Regions from separate parts of the Mus musculus genome. Here region 1 is linked to region 2. A link is a loop called in an ENCODE intact Hi-C map of the cell type or tissue named here. Cell type or tissue: left cerebral cortex. All regions are shown on one strand. Each heading gives the region's core, and the rest is flanking DNA. Links, peaks and the distances in the headings are about the cores only.

What was found. Peaks named below come from ENCODE experiments on the same cell type or tissue, not always from the same donor. Only the 100,000 strongest peaks of a DNase experiment are listed, where the experiment ranks them.
Region 1: it touches region 2 in a loop (6-fold over the local background); 28 of 42 quality-filtered maps call a loop at or near these places.

What each region holds. Positions count from the first base shown.
Region 1 is chr11:121,804,315-121,813,367 of GRCm38, forward strand. It overlaps Gm12589 (a long non-coding RNA gene), which reads left to right. Exons shown (of 3, transcript XR_389241.2): 2 at 1,178-1,330; 3 at 5,614-6,012. Among named protein-coding and RNA genes, the nearest start is that of Gm30338, 14 kb to the left of the region's middle. In left cerebral cortex, for the core only: a CTCF peak has its summit at 4,126 (motif pointing left); a DNase peak (open chromatin) is centred at 4,121.
Region 2 is chr11:121,647,546-121,656,598 of GRCm38, forward strand. It overlaps B3gntl1 (UDP-GlcNAc:betaGal beta-1,3-N-acetylglucosaminyltransferase-like 1), which reads right to left. Exons shown (of 13, transcript NM_178664.5): 4 at 4,064-4,128. Among named protein-coding and RNA genes, the nearest start is that of B3gntl1, 21 kb to the right of the region's middle. In left cerebral cortex, for the core only: CTCF peaks have their summits at 2,505 (motif pointing right) and 5,247 (motif pointing right); DNase peaks (open chromatin) are centred at 2,577, 5,264, 6,289, 6,585 and 2 more places; H3K27ac peaks cover 3,049 bases.

The sequences.
Region 1 (9,053 bases), core at 727-8,726, 160 kb after region 2:
TTGCATGATTTTTGAAGGCCCGACTGGCTCCATCCTGGTGTCAATACTGCTGACATGAACACATTGCAGAAGTCTTGCAGAAATGAGCTGATACCTTCCTCATATAAGAAATACATAAGTCAGTTAAAAATAGTCCTCAGAACGGATGTGATGTTGCTGCGGCTGTCACGGGAAACACATGAATCAGTCACAGGAAGATGTGGACAGTCCATGGGTTTGGGGCTCTTTCTTGGCTGTTTGGAAGTTCTTCACCTTACCTTATACCCTGGCCCAAGGAAGCACCTAACATTGTGGCTTCCATACCTTTTGAAGGCTGGGGTTGCTTCCTGGATTCAGACTAACCAGAGCTGGTCTGGGAAGAGGGGGGCACATATGTGTGTGTGGATACTCCACAGCCTTCAAGCTTCCTCTGGGCCCATGCTCCCCCTTACCTGGGAAGTTGTGGGTATCATGTACAGCATGGCCAATCTATGGTCTGGCTTCTGTTTAACTTCTGAAGAAGCAAAGCCTGTGTGGTCACCGATGTTTCACAATGTCCTATACAGTCACCCAAGGCTGCTGGCACATTTTCTGACTGTGTCAGAAGCTTGCTTGGTTTGTATTAGCTTAGGAAAATGGGTGCTGAGACCTTAGAAGCTCAGACTACTAGGTTACCATATGTTCAGAGGAAAGTGAGCTTGTGGCTTCTACTGGGTTTGGGTTCTGTGGGCAGAGACGGCTCATTCATCTACCTGAAGCCTGAGGGCCCTTAGAACTCTCTGACTTCAGGTTTCCATTGCTAGGATGGGGTGGAAGGGTCAGCAAAGAGCCCAGACAGCCAGTTTGCTAGAAAACTAGCTTGACTGTGAGGTGTTAGAAAAACGGCAGTGATGTCCCTAAGAGGACATGCAGAACTACCAGCCGCTGCTGCGGTAGGCTGGGGCTGGAGATTGCTCACCCTGGACTGACCCTTCTTTCCTGGTTCTTTCGGCTGGATAAGTGCTGATGTGAAGAGTTCGTAAACTGGAGGGGCTTCTAGGAATGCATACTTTATAGTGAATCCCCCAAACAAAATCTTGGTGTGATAATAGAGATCAAAATCAATGTTCTTTTATATTTTGAGCCAGTGGAAGTTATTTTTCTCTAGGTTCAATTTTTTATTTTGTTTTTTTTTTTTTTTTTTTTTTTTTTTTTGCAGATTCCTAGAAGCTCATGGACTCTGTGCCCTGAGTGAGCTTTAGATTCTGATTGTCAGAAGAACCAAGGCTTCAGACCCTCTGCTTGGCTGGTATTTTTCAGAAGAAGGATTGCTTGCTTACCTGGACCAGGAGCACCATGAGCCTGCCCCCAGGTACACATGCATTCATTTACTCATATAGCCTCTATACATGCACACCCATGCATATACACCTGTATGTGCATGCTCAGACAGGACTGTCCCATACATTTGACTATACACGAGCCCATCCATGCTCATGTCCACATACAACTAGATAACACCAGAAGGCTGCTTTCTTCATTCTCTTCAAATGTCTCTAACCTGGCTTTAGGCACCAGCAGGTTTGCATAGGCCATGGCTAAGTAAATTCAGAGCATAGCCTAAGGGCAGGTCCCAGCTCTGTAGTTGGTAGTGTGAGGGCTGAACCAGCATGGTTGGAGCTGGAAGCGTGGGCTCAGTGGAGCCTAGGCTTGGTAATGGTTCCCCCATCCATTCTTTGTGCCAGAGACTTTGTTATGCATCTTCCTAACAAAGCTGTGGGATGGGCATTATTGTCCCTATTACTTAGGTGAGATTAAGAGATTTATTAGGATGAGGTCCTCGGCATTTTTTTATTTATTTTGTTTTGTGGATCCACCTACCACTCACTTCCCTAGCCACCTCTGCATTTTTCCTGATCTGTAGTTCTACCCACTGTGGTCCCTCCTACCCACTCCCTCATCCTCTGCTCTTCTTTATTCTGCTCTGTGGATCTCCCTGCCACTCCTAGATCCTTACTCCACTCTCCTTCAGCCTGCCTAAGCATTGTCTCTTCACCTTAGCCTCCACAGTATATACCTCTTTGCTTAGAGACAAGATAAACATATGTTTGATTTTTGTTTCTGGTTCTTGGCATATCACAATTCACAGTTCTTGAACTCTACAGTGACTAGTATCTTTTAGATACTAATTAAGTGGTCATTTGGGTCTTGGACTCTTGAAAGCTTAGGATAGGTCTGTCTGAAAAGACCAAGCCTTCCTTAGAAGGTTAGTCTCAACTCTACCTTTGAGAAGGGAAGAAAACTGAAAACTGAGTTGATCACTGAAGCCAGATGGTTTAACTGGTATAAATATTTCACCTCCACTTCAGAAAGCCCTCAAGATTCTCCTGAATGAGATTACTGGGTGTCTTAATGTCCTACCTCCCAATGCCAGCCCAAGTACCCTGTCAGATCCCAAGAAGCAGAAAGCCCTAGCTAGGAACACAAGATCAACTGTAGCATTTGAATCTTGGTTATAGGGACTATAATGCACCCTGAGCATGGCCGACCTCTGAGGGACCGGATGGGTGGAGGGAAGTTGGGGTCTTTCTTGTGATGCATCACCTTTGGACTCCAGGAAAGATGTTCATATGGTTTCCACTGAAAATTTTCTGCTGAGTCTGAGCCATTTGGAGGTCAGCATTTCTAGGTCAGTAGGATGACACTGCAGTCCTGGGGTGTAAGGTCACAGGACAGAGGGGCTTTGAGGAAGGGAGGGAGGGAGGCACCATCTCAGCACTGATCAGGTCTAGGACTCTTCTCTGCCTTGTTTGACATATTCTGGGCCAACTTTTTGTCCAGTCCATTTTTACTTACAGTCCTTGGAAAGCCTCTGAAGTACATACCAGCACTTGCTCTGCAAACACTAAGCTACAGGCTCCAAACCACCTCCATCATCCTCATGAAGACTCTTAGGAAGCAACAGACAAATAGGTGGCTCCTTTTTCTTCATAAGGGGCTTCCAAAGGACTGGGTCTTCCTTGGAGTGAACTTTTGGGCAGAATAGTTTACAATTGAATCTGAGATGGGGAGGATACTTTATCTAAGTTGTCAGCAAGCCTCTGGCTCCAGGAGCCCCTTCAGGTGTTGTTTTCCCCCTAATATCTCATGGGAATTCTTAATGGCACCCAAGCTTCCTGCCAGGCTGGGGTGTATCTGAAGAATGAGCAGAAGGGAGGAGGAAGCCGTGCTAGGAGATGGCTCAGTGGGTAAGGACGCATACTTAGTGCCGAACCTGACAACTTGAATTTGATCTCTGCACCACATGGTCAAAGGAGAGAACAGGTCCCCACACATTGTCCTCTGACTTCAACATGCACACTATGAAGTGTGCACATGCATGCACATGCATGCACACATAATAAATAAAAAAGTTGAGAGAAGGGCTAGGTGCCAGCCAGGACCTGCTGTGTACACCACTTTCCAGCACTAAGGGATGGAACCTCACTGAGGGAAGCTCTGCAGGCATATCAGGGTTTGGGGCACTTCACTGAGCAGACACTGTTGCTCCTCATAAAGTGGCTTGCAGCTACATTGTACAGATGAGAGGAAGTTTGTCGAAATATTCGAAAATACACATAACCACAGGACACAGAGAGATCATACCTGACACATGCATGGCAAGAGATACATGCAGAGAAATCTGGCACATGTGTTTATACACAGAACATATCACATCATGGGCATATGCTCACACATTGAAGACATACCACATCACACACATTCTCACATACGGAGGCCTAGTGGACACTGCCCCCGGATGTGGCTTCCAGCAGCAACTGGAATTCCCTGGGCCGACTCCTACCCTCCACTTCTGCCTTTATGAAGCAGGTGCTAGCAGTTGACCAGGCTGTTTAGTGCCTTTTCTACTTGAAGCACTGATTTTCATATGCATGAAGGAAGAGAAAACATACCATTGAAGTAGTGATGGAGGATGACTGAAGTTCCAGCATCCTCTGACACTCTCCCATGGCCACAGCCTTTCTCTGACCCTGGCCCGAGTCCAAACTTTGCAGCTATGAGGAAGATTAAAGGACAATCTTAGCAGCATCCAGCTGTGCAGGAAGAGAAAGAAAAATCATTTGATGAGAACCTGAGCACTGTTTCTCACGCTTCTACAGTGCCACCTGCTGGCTGTTGGTGTTTATTGGTGCTTTTGCCTGCGTACATGTCTGTCAGCCTGAGGGTGTCAGAACCCCTGAAACTGGAGTTTGTCCATCTGTCATCTTCCCAGGCTCAGGTTTCACATCTTACTGTGTCTCATCTGCCTTCATCTCCGAAGAGCTCCTAAACCAGTTGGCACAAGCTTACTGCACTCAGGTCCCACATGGTCTGGAGTGGGAGAACAGGACATGGTCTCCAGAAGAGGCAAAGTTGTGGCCCTAGGCAGTAGATTCATGTAGGAGTGCTAATCTTTAGTGACCTGTGTAGGCTGCTCCACCCTGCTCACTACCCCAGCCTCTCCCTTTGCCTTTCTCTGGTAATGTAGAGTCCATGGAAGGTAAAGTGTCTTCCTTGGGTTTCACCAGAGGCTGTGATCAGGCTTAGCTGTGAGGCAGAGACAGCAGGTTGGACCCCTGTGGGACCAGAGGTACTGCACATACTCTAGGAGGCTGCTGAAATGCTGTGACTTAACTGTAAGCTGTGACTCTTGCTGGAGACACGCACTGCTTCTTTCCCTAGCCACAATTTCCATCTCACTGCTTCACCCTGACCTCATTGCTTGGCCCCAAGCCCTTCCATATGTGGCATCTGGCCTTTCTTGGGTGCCAGGAACATTGTACAGTTCCCCATGACAGTTGGCTTTTGCTGGAGAGTTGTCTGTGGGACTGTCTCCCTAGAGAATGACAGACCAGTACCAGGTCTCCAGATGCATAGACTCAGCTTGATACTATGTTGAGCTGTTTCCATTCATTTCTTTAACCAGTGGAGTCTTTCCAATCACAGGAGAGCTGTCCTCATCGCCTGAAGTGCTTCTTGGAGTAGAAAACCCAGCACTTGCCTATGTGCTAATATTCCCCTGTATACATGACTGGAGAGATGGCTTAGTGATTAAGAGCACTGGCTCCTCTTCCGAAGGACCTGGGTTCAATCCCCAGCACCCTCATGACAGCTCACACATGACTGTAACTCCAGTTTTAGGGGTTCTGACACTCTCACACATGCATGCAGGCAAAGCATCAATGAACAAAAAAAATTTAATTATATTTTAAAAGTCTCACTGGCCAATTGGCTCTGGTTAGACATGGTTACCTGCCAGTATTCTACTCTCAGTTGGCTGGTCCCTGAGAGCATCATCTTACTCTCGCCTGGGAGTCTGTGGCCGGCCCTATTCATTCATTCATTCATTCATTCATTCGTTTGCTGGAATAGACAGTATGATTTTAGAGAACAGATTGATCTATAGATGATAAAACCAAACAAGGACCCTGGAATAAGCAAGACACCATTCCTTATTTGACAGTTTCATTGATTTTTGAACCCAAGTGTTAAAGCTAGATCTCTTTTCTCCCAAGCATGTCATTCCCATACTCTGCTTCACCTGACCCATTCTTTTTCTCTGGGACGTTCTTATATGCAGGGCTTGATTTTTATGTCCTCTTGGTCCCTTCACAGGGTCCTTGCTGACTGAAGGAAGCCTGTCCCGTGCCCTAGCCAAGACTTCATGCCAGAGACACACATGAAGGGGAGTGTGAGAGCCTGCAGCTAGCTGCCTCCTCCATACGGGTGATCAGTGCAACTCTGCTTGATGAAACTTGTGGTTGATTAGGATGCACGAAGAAGGGCGTTGCTGCACAATTCCAAAGCCCAAGGCTGGTAAAGTGTGAAACAGCGAGGTGTTGCTGACTTTGCAGAGTTCGAGGAGGGAGGGAGAGCCACTTCTGAAAGCCCTGATGCTGGGGGCCATGCCCTGGCTGTTCTTCTTTCTGGCTTCTCTTTTGAAGATAAGCCAACTTCGAAGAAGAGATATTTAAGGTGTGGTGTTCAATAAACCATCCCTATATGACTGAGATTGGTGTCTGAGTGGTTTGTGAAGTAGTTCCCAGACCCTAACACTAGGCCTGCGTTAGCAGACAAAGGCTGTAAGCATTGGAGACAACAATTAAAACAGGTGAATAAAAGTTACTTTTAGACTCTAGCACTGTGCCAGCTACCTCACCCAACACTTCATCCAGTCGAGGGGCAAGACTGCTCTCTCACTCTCCCAAGTGCCACAGCTGTCAAGAGGCTGTGCCAGCTCTCCTGTTCTGATGCCCTCCCCTAAGCCTTTGCCACCAGAGCCTGTTCTTTTGTGCTGCCAGGGTGAGACCCAGTGTTCACTCTCCTGAGTGCAGCTGCTGGTGAGGAGAGGGGATAGCACTTTTGCTCTCATGACTCTAGGGCCAGCTCTCCTGGCTACCACAGAAGGCGAGGGGTGAGGTGAGGAGGGCATGAAGGCATCTCCCCCACACCCATGATGCCTCATGACAGACAAATGGCAGGTCCAGTTCTTCTGTGCTCACACCCTTGGGCCAGCTCACCTACACCTCAGTCACCAGGGCTAGCTCAACAGTGCTGCCTAGATGAGGTGCAGGGCCCATACTTCCAAGTGCTGCAGCTGGTGAGAGGCAGGGATTGCTCTCTAGAGTGCCAGAGCTGGTGAGGAGGGGAGCCAGCTCTGCACAGCCCTTGGATATCAACACGGTTCCAAGCAGCAGCCCAAACCAGGAATATCAGTGTTGTCTTAAGTGGTATCGTGAGCCCCACAGACCCAGACATGGCCCTCAGGGGCAGCACAGGCTGGGACTCCATCAAGGCTTCAAGTAGCAGGGTAGGCTACACACATCAGGCTATTCCTTCTCCCCCTTGAGTCTCCAGTTCTGCATCTCTTCGTGATGCTCAGACTGTTCTACTTCTCTTTCTTTTCGCTCTGTGTACCACACGCTTGCACATTGTGGTGGTTCCCGCTGTAAGTGGGCCACACAGCAGCAGGTCTCTGGGCTGCTTCTGCTCACCCAGGTGCATTGTGTTCTCCTTTTTTTAGATTATCTTTGTAGTTATCTTTGTCCAGGTTCATCACAATGAAAAGACCAGAACATTGCCTCACAGTGAAGTGTACCCAGTACCTACCAGGCTGTGTGGACAGTAGCTCACTGGGGTATTTCAGTGGTTGTGTTTTACAGTTACATCCATCTTTTTCCTTACTTTGCTATTTATAAGGTCACTGCTTTAAATTGAACATTGAGATTGGTTGGATGGACATATAGATGGATGGATTTGAGCATGCCCACATATATGTGTGCATTACAGAAAGCAACTGGGATAAGGTAGGGACCCTCTCAAACACTGTGACCTATTTTGCTTTGTTCTTGGGCAGATGCCCCATGATTCCAGATTATTATTTATTAGTATTATTTTTTATTAGTACAGCTTGCATTGTCTCACTAAAGCAGCCCAGTTCTGAGGCTGGTGGGATATGTTTTTTTTTCCTGTTGCACTAGGGACAGAACCTAGGGTCTCCTATATATATATGGGCAAATATTCTACCACTGAGCCACATACTTAGTGATATTTTATATTGTTTATTGCACAAATATTTCCTAAGAGCCTGCTAGGAGAATGCTAATTAAAAAATCTTTATTTCTTATTGTGTTATCCTTATATGTGTATGGAATTCAAGACTGTCCATCAATTTTTAATTCACATCACTAGAATTTAGTGTTTATAATTCAAAACTGTCACTGTTGCCACTTGCTGCATGTTCCTGTTTATATCCTCCCAGGTTGCACTGTGTGCTGTCTGGATATGGGTTTTGACATCGTCAGTTCAGTTGGCAACTGATACTTTTCTTGCTTTGTAAATACAAATTTTTAGTTTTGTCATCACTAACCTTAAATGTTAAAATATCTTTTTATCACTGGACTATTTAAAAATTTTTTTTCATTTAGGCTTAAGCCCTTTACAGGTATAATAGGTACCCAAATCCTTAGAAATAGACACATATAACTTAAAACAAAGTTTCAGGGAGAGTGGCCTTTAGCTATTATGTTTGTACTCTTTTGCCACTTTGAGAAGGGGTTAACTGAGAGGCCAAGTATTAGATGTCTTCTCCTCTCCAGACAATTGCTAAGTGGAAACTGAAGCCACAGGCATGGGGTGTTGAGAGCTAGAGCCTATGGTGCCTCTTGAACAGATTCAGGAAAAGCACTCCTCTGCCTTGGCACAGCTCAGTTTCTAGAGATTCTTATTTCTGCTTCAGATATGAACTATCTGGCTCTCAATTTTAATTTTCCTTCCTGGACACAATACTGGTATGGAGACATGATATTGCCATGTTTGTTGAGGTTTGAGAGAAGCACCTGAAGGCTTTGGCTGTTGTCGTTTTCTGCATGCCACTGCCAGGGTCCCAGAGCAAACCCTGTGCAATGACCCCGCCGGTCAGCCTCTGGCCAACCTTCACTTCCAGGGTCATGCATGCATCGTCCTTCTGGCAGACTGCTGAGATTGTCAGCCCGAGTCACAGATGCAGGCTTAGATCTCTCAAAACCTACTTTAATAAGGATTCTTAAGTGCTTGATCCTCCCTTCTAGCCCACCCACTCACCAGAGGGAGTGGAAAAGAAAGGTTAATGGGAGACGGGGGTTGTGGACCTGTTTAGAAACAGTTCTTTGGGGCTATTCCAACCTGTGTTGTCAGAAGTCCAGTCCACTTGCAATCACCACCTGTCTTAGTCAGGGTTTCTATTCCTGCACAAACATCATGACCAAGAAGCAAGTTGGGGAGGAAAGGGTTTATTCGGCTTATACTTCCATACTGTTGTCCATCACCAAGGAAGTCAGGACTGGAATGCAAGCAGGTCAGAAAGCAGGAGCCGATGCAGAGGCCATGGAGGGATGTTCTTTACTGGCTTGCCTCACCTGGCTTGCTCAGCCTGCTCTCTTATAGAACCCAAGACTACCAGCCCAGAGATGGTCCCACCCACAAGGGGCCTTTCCCCCTTGATCACTAATTGAGAAAATGCCTTACAGTTGGATCTCATGGAGGCATTTCCTCAACTGAAGCTCCTTTCTCTGTGA
Region 2 (9,053 bases), core at 554-8,553:
CGGCCTGAGAAAAGGAGCCGGAAGCACCACAGAAAGAGCATCGAGGGCCTGGAGAGAGATGGGTCAGAGGGGCCTGGAGAGAGAGTCAGGGGCTTCCTGCCTTTCTAAAAACTGGAGTTCAGTTCCCAACATCAACACATCAAACAGATCACAGCCACCTGCTACTCCGGCTCCTTAGGACCCAACATCCTCTTCTGGCTTGCTTGGGCAACACAAAAGTGTATGTACACACACACACACACACACACACACACACTCACACGCACACTATTTAAAAATTAGTCAAGAGAACTGAGGAGAATAAATGATAAGACAGGCACCCAGTGAAGTCTCTCTAAGAAGGTACCCTTGAAAATGACAGGTGCAGAGAGGCCTTGGGGGAACATTAACAAATGAAAATGCTAAAGACCATAGCAAATGTGCCTGCCACAGAGAACACAGTCACCTTGTTCTAGGTCTTCCTGTGTTTGGTTTTTGGATGAGATGTGGAAACTTAGGGAGAAGGGTCCTGTTTAGGCCTAACCCCTGTGAATGGAATGATGAAGGGTAAGTGTCCAAACCCAGTTACTTCCTGAGCCTGTTCTGAAAAGCAGTGTCCAATGCTTCTCATACGCCAAAGGGCTTCTTAACCCACAAAACTCTGGTATGTGTGTTTCCCCCTTATTATCAATGCTGTCAAGCCCTGACCATGGAGCTGTAGACAGTAAGTCGAGTCTATCTGACACCTCTGCAAAGGTCTTATTGGCTTAGCTCCAACACCTGTGGCTCCATCCTTGAGGATGTCACTCTTGTGACAAACGGAAGCCACAGAATGTCAGCGTAAGTTGTCACACAGCCAACTATCACATGCCACTGGATGGCACAGCAAATCACTGACCATCCACTGTTATTCGGTGGGCCAAGCAGAATGTGCTGGGCCGGTGAATATTTCCCAAGGCAGAAGCTCTCCTTTGTATTACCTTCCCTTCCTCTCAAACCATGCACATTCCTCAAACTCCCACATAGCAAGAGCACATAAACCCTAGGTCACGTTAGACTGGAGGTGTCACTCGTGTGCTACATCATCAACTGTGGTCCCTCGTCATCTCTCAGTTTGCTCCTAAGAATCCTGAAGGGAATGACGGAGCTGTCTTTAGCTCTGCTGTCTCTGAAGACCTCTGTTAGGACTTCCCATCCAATGCAATCCTCATACTATCTGGACTAGCATGGATCCCTGGCTATGGGCTCATACCCTTCAAGAACATGCCCAAGTCAGATGCCATATTACTTGGCTACCAATGGGGAGTTTCCGAGTAATCTGATAGGTGCACAGGACTCAAGGAAAAACAAACTATTTTCAGCTGACTGGAAGGGATACAGTAAGGAACGCAGGTGAACAGCCAGATAAGGCAGATACGGTGAGGCCCAAGGGACTCAGTAGAGGGCTTTCTATTCCCGTGGGATACACCCTGGGACTTTCACATGTCTCCATCAGACACATTCTGAGCGCCTCTGTTTATAGGGACTTACAGAGTCTTCACCAGGCAGGTGGGATTTATTGGCTCAATTTCCAGCCCTGGCAGCTGGAGCTGAAAGCTGTATACGCCTCCTCTCGGTCTGGTTGTTGGTGATCAGCCTCATCTTTAGCAGCAGCCCCTCAAATCGCCTCTGACATTTTCTGGGCACTCTATCTTAAAATGAAAGTATCTCCCTACTGCCCATGTGTCAAAGGTTCCCAGTTGGGTATGTGTATTAGACAGGGTTCTCTAGAGTCACAGAACTATGGATAGTCTCTAGATAGTAAAGGAATTTATTGATGACTTACAGTCGGCAGCCCAATTCCCAACAATGGTTCAGTCACAGCTGTGAATGGAAGTCCAAGGATCTAGCAGTTACTCAGTCTCACGCAGCAAGCAGGCGAAGGAGCAAGAGCAAGAGCTAGACTCCCTTCTTCCAATGTCCTTATATTGTCTCCAGCAGAAGGTGTAGCCCAGATTAAAGGTGTGTTCCACCACACCTTTAATCCCAGATGAAAGGTGTAGCCCAGATTAAAGGTGTGTTCCTTAAACTCTGAGATTCAATCTTCTGGAATACATAGCCACTGTGGCTCAAGATCTTCAAACCAAGATCCAGATAAGGATCTCCAAGCCTCCAGATAAGGGTCACTGGTGAGCCTTCCAATTCTGGATTGTAGTTCATTCCAAATATAGTCAAGTTGACAACAAGGAATAACCACTACAGTATGGCAAGGAATTAGTGGAAGCTTAAAGTGATAGGGCCTTGTCTTAGTGGAGGGAGATTTGCTTACTGGGACCCATTTTAAGACCACAGTCTGACTGTTATAACTTCCACTTTAAAACAAGGTAAGCCCACCTAAACTATAGACAGTCTTACAGGAAATGTTGTAGTTCCCTCCCGAGAGATACAAGCCTCTGGTCCCATTCCTGCTTCCCACTCCCATGTATCTCATGATCTTCCAGAGCCAGCTATACACAATCTCTGCGTGAGCAGCTTGTTCTGTTTCCAGCTTAGGGGAATAGCTAGCGCCTGAAGGTGGAGCCAGAACTTAGGTTAAGCAGAGCAGAGCAGCCGCCCACAGACGGCCTATCCTGCCAGATAGCCTGCACTGCGCCAACGCCTGACCTTCCTCAGCTGCTTCCTAGAGCTGAGTGCGTTCTACACGGCTAATACCAAAGCTGTTTGATAAATAACCTCACACTAAAATGGATAGGTCAAATGCAAAACTCACACACGGTATGTGACAGACACACTTCCACATCCAGCTGGCCACATCTGTCCTCAGTAAGTTACTGACAAATGTGCTATTGAAATTCAGTAAATACAACATTATGCAGGACTCTGACTTGAAAATGTCAGACCTCCCAAGGCAACGCTGTGGGTCAGTTCTCCTCTTGTCCCGAGCATGGGAGGGAGGCTTCATCTCCTGGTCTATGCATTCTCCCACCTCCGTGTACCTGGAATCAGCAACTGGAAATGAACAAAATTGTAACAGCTGCATAGGCCAATGGCTACCATTTCCATAAGCCCTGGTGTGCATGTTTCTAAGAAGCCAGGAGCCCAACCTATGAAGTAATTCAGGTACATAAAAGCTGTATTGTCTAAGACAGACCCTTTGCTTTGCTTTATTCCACGAGAACTTTCAAGGACAGCACAGTCTGTACAGAGTCTGTTCATCCGTCACAACCAAGTGTCCTACTCCTGAGCATCCCATAAAAGTGACCGTTCTCTGACGGTCTGCCGGGGCTCTTCGCCAGTACTCAGCCAGCACACGGTAACCAGCTTCTCGTTTCTGTCATAATAAACAACCTGAGGCAAATCTGCATACAAGTCTTTCCCTGAGACACCAAGGGGTGACAACTAGGAGTCAAGGCCACAGCATAAGGCACACTCACGCTGTCAGTGTGGTGCTGAGTCACACATAAGGCACACTCACGCTGTCAACATGGTGCTGAGCACCTTTAATCCCAGCACTCAGGGGGCAGGAGCAGGTGGATCTCTTTGAGTTCGAGGCCAGCCTGGTCTACAAAGAGAGTATCAGAACAGCCAGGGCTATACAGAAAACCCCATCTCAAAAGCAAAACAAAGCAAAAAAAAAAAAAAAAAAAAAAAAAAAACAGTAAGAAAATACTTAACTTGCTTTGTGGAAGTATTTTGCTAATTTAATTTGTTTGGTCACAAATTCAAATTTTGATATAACGTTGATTGAATTTCTGTCTAAGTCTACCTGTCACCTACCCATCCTCTCCTTAGCTTTGCCTATGAATCTGCTTCAAAGTTTGCTCTAGCTGTCATGACCTGGAGCTGTCCATTTCCATTTCTTAATCCCTGAAGCATCATATTTGCTAGCATTTTGCTTATTTATATATCCCCTGTGGTCCTCTTTTACACTTTATATGATGTTACTTATTGCTAATTAGATGCTAGCAACAACCTATTCAACTTGACTTTTGAGATTCATTCCAACATATTTAAAAACGTATTTTTAAGAACCCTACTAAAATTCCCAATCATTGTTTGGAAAATATATGCAAAGCCACTATCAACAAAACAGAGAGCTACTTACTGAATCCAAAAAGCAAAGGTAAGACCCTGTGCTCTGTGCGACGGCTTGGTTTTTAGAATATCCAACTGTTAGAAAAAGAGAAGACAATTCTTTTAGAACTCAGCGTTCGGCAGCATGAAGCTCAGTGTGCTTTAACACCCCAAGAAGGCCGAGGTCAATCCACACGGCCACCCAAACCTCAGGGACAACGCTGAAGGAATAAAAGGGAGTTAAATAGAAAGCAACGTCCATGTTCAGTGATGATATTAGAGAACGCCTAGGATAAGGCATCTGGGACTATATTAAAATAAAGAGGAGAGTGCAAAAGTCTGCTTAAGTGGGTGCAGTACAAAGCATACTTGTATATGACTGGTCAGTAAATGTTCAATCTGAATACTTCATGGAAGGCTAGCTGACCAGTGCGAGGTGACTGACAATGTCTGCCACATCTGGGTGTGTGCACACCCAACCCAGGTCAAGCATTCATTGCTCAACACAGACCCAAGAGAACTTTTAGTCATGATTAGTCATCGCAAAAGTCCAGAGCTGGGGCAGCCTAAACTGAAGGAAAAACAAAACTACGAAAACAAACGGAATGACTTACTTGACAGTGAACCAGCCCAGGGTTTCACACAGCGATGAAGCAGACCCTTACTGTAGGATGGAGCACAGGAATCAGACCCAAAGAAGCAGACTGCATGCAGGGGACACAGAACTCAAGCAAAGAGGTCCTTCTGGGCTAAAGGGCTGGGAAAGTGGTTGTCCTGGATGAAGAATCCAGCCTGGCCTTGGCTTCAGGGACTGGGATGCCTTATCCCCAGGGGACATATTAAAGTATTTTACAAAATCATTTCCTTCAAAGATACTACTAGCAAGTTGTAAAAAAATAAATAAATACATAAACCAACAAAACAAACAAACCAATGCCCCCATAGTGGCAACGCAATGAGTGGCACTGAGAAAGCAGAAGAACTTAAAAGTCAAAAATCACCCCAGAGGATTACAAAGGGAACTGTGTAAAAGCAACAGTGCCTGCAGAACCCTGGGTGCAGACTTCCTCCACAGGAGCCGACTGTTGGGCTAAGAGGGCTGAGCTTCGCCCTATGGTCAGGAGAATTACAGAGGCTTGGATATTTGGGGCACTGTGCAAAATGTGACACAAGCTCAGCAGGGGTGCCCAAGGCAGATCCATTCAAGGGCATTCAGACCAGAAGAGGGCGCTAATGCGGCTTGAAGGAGGGTGAATTCTTCCTGGAAGAGAGCCGACCAACACCTGAATCACATCACCAGAGAGTTACAGTCTTGATGCCACTGAGAAAATCACACAAAGCAAAATGGATGTGAACAGAGTTGAAACAATAAATCTCTTTGGTATTTGAAGTTGAGACCGGCTTAGGAAAGTTGTCAGTCCTGAGGGAACCAGCCAAATGTGAGAATACACACACACACACACACACACACACACACACACACACACAATCACGAGGGGGGGGGGCGCACTTGGGGAAGACAGAGACACCAGGGGGCAGGAGGAGCAATGCTATGACTGAAAACAGAAAAGCAAGACACAAGACAATGCGAGGCTGCCCTATTTGCTCATGCTCCTAAGATCCACCCCAAACCTGATCCTCCTGCCAGGTTCGTAAGAAGTAGCAGTTTAATTTCCAGCACTAATCTCTAGAACTTGGCCAGTCCAAACCAGTTAACAAAGGCCAGATTTTGAAAAACCATTAGCATAAACAAAAGCAAAGGAGGAGATGACCAAGAAAGGTCATGTGATACCTCCTACCCTGAGATAGATCTGCAACAATGTGATACCTCCTACCCTGAGACAGATCTGCAACCACCAGGAAACCCCAGGGCCATCCCTGCAGAGCAAGGCAAGCATGAGAATAAACCCCTCCTCAGAACCTCACCAACAAAAACAACAAGTCCTTCTTCATAAGCACGCTAAAATTAACAGAATTCTGTTACAAACGTTGCTTATGGAAAGTCAGATTTTAAGAGAGAGACTGAATCCACGAATCTGTAATGAAGGGGGTCCTAGCCCACTGAGGATGCTGGAAGTTTCTCACAATGAATCTTGTGTTTGGCAAAGACAAGGGATTTGCTCTAATATTACTGCCTTGAAGAAAGTCAATGTTTGTGCGGGGGCTCCATGTTTGGGGAGGCCAGTCCTTTTGTGAGGGTAGTCGGTTGCTATGGTTCCAACAGGAAAAACCTAGCTCCATGGAGATACTAACATTCCTCACTCCTGGAGAGGAGCAGTAGGCTGTGTGGTTCACACTGCCTTTGCAAAAAGCCACACGACAAAATCTATTTCTGTTGTTATATGGTTAGTTTTAAAAAGTGAGTCTTAACCCACTACAAATAACCCAGCATTCCTAAAAACAAAATGCTTGAATTTATGTTATCTAATGACGAAGGTAACATGTCCTATTTAATATATTACAGGAAAACGCGTCTTTCCAAAGAACCAGCTAAACTCCACTGCGCCTTACTCCTGATTGCCATGAATTCTCATTCACTTCCCATGGACAATGAGGTGATGTCATCTCCCGGCACTCCACCTGGGGTCCTTAGTTTTATATACTGTCCTTGTCACAGACAGAATGCATTCAGTCATGATATGACTCAGTGACAAGCAATTCAGGTTTTATAAAAGATGAAATCTGTCTTTAAAGTGGAGACAATAAATATCGGTTAGCAAAACGCCTTTTTTATTCGATGACAGAAGCTGCAAAATCCCTCTTAACTAAAAATATCAAAGAACATTTAGTTTCAAATTCACATTTCAGAATTGAAACATACACTGTTTAGGAACCCATGTAGTTTTGTATTTCAACGTAAAGACAATGGAACTGGGAAATCGTTTCCAGAAGATATTAACATTTTCCAGATGCACAAGATGGGAGAAGGTTGCTATTCCTGGGTCTCACTCCTCAGACGCTGCTGTCTGTCTTCTTTTCTGAGACGGGTCTCTCATGAGCCTGGTTCTCCCTAAGCAGGCCTGGCTAGCCATCCCAAGGGCTTGGCCTTTCTCCAAATATGCTACCACACCCAGCCCTTTGGACACATATTCTGGGAATTAAACTTGGGTCTTCACGCTTGGTAGGCAAACACTTAACTGACAGAGCCATGTCTTTAGCCATGTTTTATTAAGTTGTGTTTTGACTACTCTTCTGCTTCCTCAGACAGCGCTCCCGAGGCAACGTTTCTTAGGGTTGATCTTGACAGACCAGGTTCAGCTGAGTCTTAGCAGCCCAACAGTGCTGACTTCAGCTTCCAACATCTACCCTGTACTTCACCCAGAACAACAAACACAAGATAAACGAAACATTAGCAGGAGACCACAGACGGCTGTGTAACATCAGCACAGCAGGCTTTCAGATTGGGAGTGGGTGAGGCATAAGCTACTTTGAGAAAGCAGACAAGGGCTGGAGAGATGGCTCAGCAGTTAAGAGCACCGAGTGCTCTTCCAGAGGTCCTGAGTTCAATTCCAGCAACCACATGGAACAACCATCTGTAATATCTGAAGAGAGTATCAGTGTACTCATATACATAAAATAAATGAATTTCTAGAGAGAGAGAGAGAAACTATGTCCAAGGTCCTTAAGACACTGAGACCCAGTATTCTATGTTACCTAGATTGGTGTCTGGATATTGGGGGATGATGACAGACAAGACTGAAAGGAAGGCAGGCAGGAAGGAAGGATCACAAGCAACAAGGGGGTGGCAGGATGGATGAATCACGAAGTGAGGAGAAAGGGGGCGGAGCAGGATCACTAAGGGACCTGAGGAGCACAGGTCCTCTACCATCCATGCTCCTTAAAACAGCCATCCAGATGCAACATTAGCAGCAAAGATGAACAGCAGGAAGGGAGGGTGGCTGTGTAGCAGCAGGTCTGGTAACACCAAGGCTTGCCTCTTCCTCCTCTTCCTCTTCCTCCCCTTCCTCTTCCTGAGAGCCATCAAGTCACGCCAGATACACTCACCTCCTTCCTCCACCTCTCACCCACACAACTCTACCCAAGATCTCACAGGAAGCTGTTAAGAGCCCAGGCTCAGGGAGTTAGCAGCAGCAGCAGCTGTCACAACGAGTCCTCGAGAGGGAACCCTTACCTGCTGCCTGCTGCCCTTGAAATACACTGGAACTACACAGACTGCCCGGTCTGGACACTGTTAAAAATGGGAACAGGGTCTCTGTGCTGGCTTGACACTCAACTTAAGCTAGATCTGAGGAATGGGAACCTCAACTGAGAAAATGCCTCTATCAGGTTGGCCTGTGGGGCATTTTCTTGGCAGATGACTGATAGAGCCCAGCCCACTGGAGGTGGCACCAAGCCTTGTCAGGTGGTTGTGGGGTGTAAGGAAGTTGGTATTGGGGTATATAAGAAGGCAAACCAAATGAGCCAGGACTTACAAACAGATAAGCAGTGGTTCTCAACGGTCTCTGCTTCTATGTCTGCCTCTAGGAGACTCCTGCTTTGAGTTCCTGCCCTGACTCCCTTATTGAGGGACTAGATACTGTAAGGTGAAACAAACCCTATCCTACCCAGGACGCTTTTGTTAATGGTGTTTATCACTGCAGTGGAAACCTGACTAAGGCAGTATGCTACTCCTAAAACGTCAGGGCAGTGGCTTTCAACCCTAAATTCACCTCAGAACCCCTGGGATGCTTCCACCACTTCCAGTGCTGAAACAGAGTTGCAGACAGACAGACTCTGTCCTAGGCAGGGCTTAGGCGCCTGGGGTTTTAAAGTATCACAGATGGCTTCAAACACAGCCAATCCTGGAAGCAAGTAATCAACTTACCAGCTCTACCCAGCTGGCTGAGATGGCTTAGTAAGTGTGAGCACCTCTGCCACCAATGTGAGGCTCTGAGTGTGATTCCAGAACCCACCCGGCAGAAAGAGAATCGACCCCTCAGGTTATCGTCTGACCTACACACGTGTGACCTCACACTCATACCCACGCACACTGGAAATTAAACAAGTATTAAAAAATTAAA